Linked DNA regions of Homo sapiens: region 1 is linked to region 2. Evidence: chromatin contacts called from ENCODE Hi-C or POLR2A ChIA-PET data. All regions are on one chromosome and are shown on one strand. The core of a region is the stretch at or near the end of the contact, and the rest is flanking DNA. Distances in the headings are between cores, read along the strand shown. Region 1 overlaps KAT6B (lysine acetyltransferase 6B). Region 2 overlaps KAT6B (lysine acetyltransferase 6B).

Evidence for each region. A loop is a pair of places that touch in the nucleus more often than their neighbours do. ChIA-PET counts read pairs that join two places held with the same protein, here RNA polymerase II (POLR2A). Pooled maps may share reads with other maps.
Region 1: a loop to region 2 is called in a pooled map, with 3 times the contacts of the local background. The contact joins two enhancer-like sites. A Hi-C loop is called at or near these places in 3 of 168 maps with a recorded cell type or tissue (HepG2, dorsolateral prefrontal cortex and gastrocnemius medialis) and 6 of 50 pooled maps. POLR2A ChIA-PET finds 5 or more read pairs at or near these places in 1 of 52 experiments (OCI-LY7).

The regions. Positions count from the first base shown.
Region 1 is chr10:75,032,324-75,035,556 of GRCh38, forward strand. It overlaps KAT6B (lysine acetyltransferase 6B), which reads left to right. Exons shown (of 18, transcript NM_012330.4): 18 at 1-301. Among named protein-coding and RNA genes, the nearest start is that of SNORD172, 12 kb to the left of the region's middle. RefSeq lists an enhancer at 922-971. Within about 2 kb of position 1,613, at least 4 of the 41 ENCODE cell types and tissues checked have a DNase peak (open chromatin) inside an H3K27ac peak, as active enhancers do.
Region 2 is chr10:74,896,805-74,899,807 of GRCh38, forward strand. All of the region lies in intron 3 of KAT6B (lysine acetyltransferase 6B), which reads left to right. Among named protein-coding and RNA genes, the nearest start is that of KAT6B, 72 kb to the left of the region's middle. Within about 2 kb of position 1,432, at least 3 of the 41 ENCODE cell types and tissues checked have a DNase peak (open chromatin) inside an H3K27ac peak, as active enhancers do.

The DNA.
Region 1 (3,233 bases), core at 363-2,862, 140 kb after region 2:
TAGAGAATGACCAATGGAACTGTATCATGTGTCACGCCTCAGAACACATACACATTTTGGGAAAATAAATTATTTAGTGTAAATTGGAGTTATGGGATTTTCTGATTTGTTTTGACTTTGGGGGAGGGGTTGGCAATAAATAAGAGTAATATCTAATAAAACCATCACATATACCAAATACCTATTTAATAAATTAATTTATAATGGATTTTAATGCTTTTCATGAAAGTTTATTTTATGCGAGTGCATACCTTCTGTATGCCAATCATTGTCTTTAAAATAAAGTGAAATTGTTTTTTTCTTTTGGACTTTGATCTTCATTTGCAAAGAGATCCCGCACAAATATCCAGCTGCCTCACTCGCACAGTCTGTAGAAACATCCCTCCAAGCCTCGCACCAGGGTAGCAAACTTCCTTTTTATAAAGATTCATACCAAAAAAAGCACCCAATTTGGGATTGTATGTTTGAAAAATCATTTTCTTTTTAAAAAGTGTGAACGTTTTGCTCTGTTGTGAATGATTAATTGTATGTTTTCTTTAGAGTCTAAAGTTTAGACCCCCTGCCAAAAGTGAATATTCACAAGTATAGCGTTCAGAGAAAGTTCTGAGTGTTGCTTGAATTTGGTTATTTGAGCAACAAGTCTAGAAATGAATGCTTGACCTAGCACCCGTGTGAAACTAGCCCGTTAAGCTCTCCAGGTGTCTGAACACGTGTGCTCGCAACTCCTCTGTTAAGCAGGTCACTACCCTGTGGAGGAAAAAAGTTGCTTTTGCACTGTTGATTCAACACACACACACAAAAATTAGATGTTTTACAAAGCATAGACATAAGCCTTAAAGTGGACCCAAAATCGTGCAAGGGCAGGATAGAGCGTACACACCAGAATAAAAGGCCTTGTGCAGACAGAGGGTGCCCAGTGGAGTTCTGCCTTGTACTCTCACCCTTATCGTTATTTTCTTTCACAGTTACAAAGTGTATTGGGTTTAGTGTCACAATTTTATCTTTTAGTCCCTTCCTTCCTCAACTGCAAAGTCAATGGGGGTAATATATGTAACAGCTGAGGGAGGGCTTTCAAGAAGACACGTCTGAAGGGCCGTCAGCACAAAGGGAAAAGATCCATTTAAGCTGCTGTGCTAATAGGAAAAGAAACCTATCAGCCATCCTCAGAGTAGGAAGTGGTGGTCTATGCCTGCACAAATCGAACACTGCGTCCATTCAGGAGTGGCCAAGGACTGGGCAGCCCAGTGGGCCACACATCGGGCAAGAGGCTGCCCGAGCCCTGGAGGTGGGGTTGGGGCCTGGAAGCAATCTGATCGGGAAGCAGAGCCCCGAACGGGCTCCGACCTGTCACATATTTTGTCTCTTTCCTCTTGGGTTAAGATTCTCTGGGGGCTGAGATTCCCCTCTGTGTTCCCTTTGGCCATGACCTGCTAATCACACCTTGTGGTTTGTGCGATGTCTGAGTTCCCATACCCTGCCAGCCTAACAGCCCTCTAAAGGAGCTTGTGGAAGAGTCCCAATCATTGCCCCAGACCTGCCAAACCCTAATCTTAGAACAGTCCCAGGGACACCTCGGTTGCCCAGGCTCCTTAAGGACTGCAGCATAGCTAGGACTAGGAGCTTCCGTGCTGGCCCCAGTCCCAACATTCCTTGATGGAACAGAAAGGCTTAGCATAGGAAGGAAACTGCTGATCTGAGATGGCCTCAGAACACCCTGCCCTCCACCTCACCCACTCTCACTAGAGAAATCAGTTCACATCTGAATGTGACGCCAAGGATTTGGCGAAACAGGAACTTGGATTCATCAAAGCTGAATTCATTCGATTGAGATTCATTAACAGGCCACATCATTTAAACCCTAACTGTGTTCTATTATTTGTAAGAGTCGTACCAAGTGGTGGTCAGTTGCCAGCCTCACGTTTTAATAGTTGCAAGTGGTGCCTACGCCAGGTGGGAGGGCATCCACCTTCCTCACCAACATTCTATTTTAGAAGTAATGACTCACAATATCGTCACAAAGCTTTCACAAACTCCTCCCACACACCCACCCTGTGCAGGAAATGGGGCCATTCTTTCCAATGTACAGATCAGGATGTTGAGGCTCAGATTAAGCTACATTAATTACCCAAACTCACCCAGCTAAAATGTGTGAGCTGAAACAAACCCAGGTCTTTCCAAATCCCAGCTCTTTTTTTCTAGGACACTGTATTCTGAAAGGCCCTAATTTGTCACCTCTCTGATTTAAAGGCTTGGCTAATGAATACATGTTGCTGTAAAAACTGTTAAGTGCTATATAAATACAGATCCCTTTGTGGCTGCGAGCAAGCCTTGGTCTACAATCAATCTTCGATACTCAAAGTACACGTACTGTTACATTATGAAGCAGCACCTTCCATTTCTCTGTACCCAGGTTTCCATCGTTCCTTCTACCTTCTCCATCCCCTTTCCTGGACCTTCCTCCTCCACCCAGGCTTACCTATAAACATTGATGTTCTGCAACACTCAGGCCGGGAGTGTTCTCTCTGTTTTCTCTCATCATCTCATCTAGTATGATGACTTCAAATTCCACCTCTCTGCAGGTGACACCCGGAATTACATCCCCAGTTGTGAATATTCCTCTGAGCTTTAGATGCCACGTCAAATGACCTGGGACACCTTTTGTACATCTGCATGACAACCGAACTGGTGATTTCCGACCGCTCCTCCGTTCCTGCTCTGGTCCATCCCATCTCAGTGTTAAAGCACTGCCGAGAAACCTCGATCAGTTAGCCCTCATTTCCCTCCCCATCTCGGGAGGTCCCGTCCGTTTTCTGGGTTAATTCCAAAATAATCTTGAATACTAATCCCCTGGTGCTGTCAGTCCAGCCCATTTCCTTTCCTGTCAACAGCCTCCTAACTGCTCTTGCCTCGCTTCTTAACTCCCTACAACCTGTTCTCCATACTTCAGCCAAAGGATCTTTCCAGAGTGATCTTGAAACAGATCATACCATTCCCCGGCTTAAAACCCTTCAGTGAATCTTCTGTGTACCTGGAATAGAATCAAGTCCCTCTGCCCCTCTCCTTCCACTCCCACTCTCAGCCACCAGCTCCAGCCTTACTGATGGGCAGTTCCTCAGCCTCGAATGCTCCGGCACATTTGGAAGGTTTGTGCCTTCAAGTCTAAGAGAGGTCTTCCTTGACCACCCCGCCTAAAGAGGGTTTCTCCCCTTTCCCCACTTTTCTCTGCCTCCATG
Region 2 (3,003 bases), core at 182-2,681:
TTTGAGAGGTTGTTTAATGAATTCTGCTTGTTTTAAATGTGCTGCTTTAAATCTTATTTCACGTAAACTGTACTAATGCCCAAATTATCTCACCCTAGATCAGCATTGAACCAAAGTATTATGATGATTAATTTCCTTCTGTTAAATCCCTTATAGTCTTTTCTTTGGTGTGTGTGTGGGGTCAACAATCAAAGAAAGAATTTATTGACTTTACATTTAATATGGTTTACTCTACTTGATTATATTGTTCAAGTGTGAATTTGTGTATGGTATAAGATTATGCCATACTGGGATTCTATTTTCTGTTAAACAAATAGCTTTGTGTTTTATTAACTGCCAGTGTTTAAATTTAATGGTTTAAGATTTCAGAGAGCCCTTTTTGTAAGTATTTGAAAGTTTTTATTATAATCCTGAGCCTAACCTTCTTCTGGTTTCACTGCATCCTTCTCCAGCCTTGAAACAAGCCCTGGCACAGACGCAAATCCTGGCGTGCACCACCTCTTCCTCTCCCCCGCTCCCCACTCTAACATGACAAGAAGTGTCTGTCCCAGAAGTAATCTGATTGTGCACCTAGAGTACCTGTTTTCTGCCTGGGGAAGAATGCACACTGCTGGACCTAGAGCGGTGGCAAAAGTGCCCTCTCCACTGTGGGGGCCACAGTGGTAGGCACAACCCTTATCCCTCAGCCCCATTAGTTAATTAAGTCATTTTACCTGCATTAAACTTTACGGGCAGAGAAAATTCAGTAAGTCACCACTACCAGGTGACTTTCTTTTTTATGTTACCCCCTAGCAAGGCATGTAGTTTGCATCCTACAGAATATAAAAGATGGGGCCAGCATCTATTCTGTGTCTTAGCAGTGAACTTCATCCAATAGATACTTGATTTTTAAATACTTTCACCTTGTGTCATGATTAAATCACTAAACAGGAAGTTTCAGCTTTTCTTTAAAGAAGTACATCCTATTAAAAATTTAAATGTCTTCATAACTGCTTACGCTCAGTAAATGAACACTAGGAATCTATAAACAGGAATCTATGGCTCTAAAAATTGAAATTTTGGGGGCTGTTTCATTCTTTAGAACTTGAAAACGCCATAGGCAATTAGCTATAATTCATTTGCAGATTATTTTTGCCATGTTAAATTAGGAATTTTAGCCATAGCAAGCATAACAGACAAGCACACTTTTAAATTATTTTGTTCAGCAAAACACCATAGGCCCTTATATGTGTTTGCTGGAATTTTTCTTTGTCAACAATAAATCTATATGTTTCTTTAGTTAAAAAAAAAACAGCAACAAAGTGTTTATTGTAGAATGTTTACTTTTTAAACAAACGTGAAAGGCATTGGTACAAAAAGGGAAAAGCACCTAGGATTTGGATCCTCAGTGGGTCCAGGAGTACAGCTTCCTTGTTCTGCAGTTACTGGAGGCAGTGTGGTGAGGGGAAGGATGTGGGCTTTGGACTGAGCTGCTGCTTCTACCTGTGCTATGACTTTGCACAAGTTAGGAGTAGCCTTTTTGAGCTTTGTTTTCTCCTTAGAAGATGACTAAGATCATGTTTGCACATAGCACATGACACAAACTCATGATACTGGTTTTGTTTTTTCTAACATTGTCTCAGTGGGTCTTCACTGCCTTCTTTCTACAATTTTTTTTTTTTAAGGGAATAGGGTCTTACTCTGTTGCTCAAGGCTGGAGCGCAGTGGCTGATCATTGCTCACCATAGCCTCAAATTCCTATTCACTGCCCTCTTATATAGTGGATAATGTGGGCGTTAGTCTCATGCAGTTAAGAGAACAGGTTCAAAAGAAGTTTTGAACTGTCTGTTTTATTTTCACAAGGCCAGTCAGTGACAGAGAAAGAACTTCCACTTGGGTGTCCTGGCTCTGTGTCCCATGGTTTTCCTACTGAAATACTATTACTGTGCTATAGCAGAAGAAAGAAGGCTAAGACAGTTCTGTGCTTACAGTCACCTTCAGTTTCAAATGTAATCATATCCTGGGGGAGGGGAAATGAAACTTTGAGTTTCATCTCCCAAATCATTCCTTTATTTAGAATCAACCGGCTGGGCACGGTGGCTCATTCCTGTAATCCTAGCACTCTGGGAGGCTGAGGTGGGTGGATCACTTGAGGTCAGGAGTTCAAAACCAGCCTGGCCAACATGGTGAAACCCCCGTCTGTACTAAAAATACAAAAAAAAAAAAAAATAGCCGAGCATGGTGGCAGGCACCTGTAATCTCAGCTACTTGGGAGGCTGAGGCAAGAAAGTTGCTTGAACCCAAGAGGCGGAGGTTGCAGTGAGCTGAGATTGCGCCACTGCACTCCAGCCTGGGTGACAGAGCAGTACTCCATCTCAAAAAAAAAAAATAGTATCAATGAATTCAAAGAAATAAAATGTTTTTCATGTACTCATGGAAACAACTATTTCTAAAATTCTAAATGAATTATTATTATTATTATTATTATTATTATTATTATTATTATTTGAGACGGAGTTTCTTTCTTGTCAGTCAGGCTAGAATGCAATGGCGCGATCTCGGCTCATGCAACTTCTGCCTCTTGGGTTCAAGGGATTCTCCTGCCTCACCCTCCCCAGTAGCTGGGATTACAGGCGCCTGCCACCATGCCTGGCTAATTTTGTATATTTTTAGTAGAGATGGGGTTTCACCACGTTGGCCAGGCTGGTCTCGAACTCCTGACCTCTGGTGATCCACCCACCTTAGCCTGTCAAAGTGCTGGGATTACAGGCATGAGCCACCGCGCCCGACCTCTAAATGAATTTTTAAAACTCCAGCATCTCACAAATGGTTCTTGAATAATTTTTCCTTAGCCTGCAGTGTTTAAGTTGGGTTTTGAAGGTTTTGTTACTCAATAGTCACCCTTTTTTGGGTGTAAGTTTGTCCTCTACTCCTGAGTAAGTAAGTGACCTTAGGGCAGTATTACCATGAAACAGATCTCACAAATAACATTGATACCAACATCATTATTTTTGGTCAAATGTT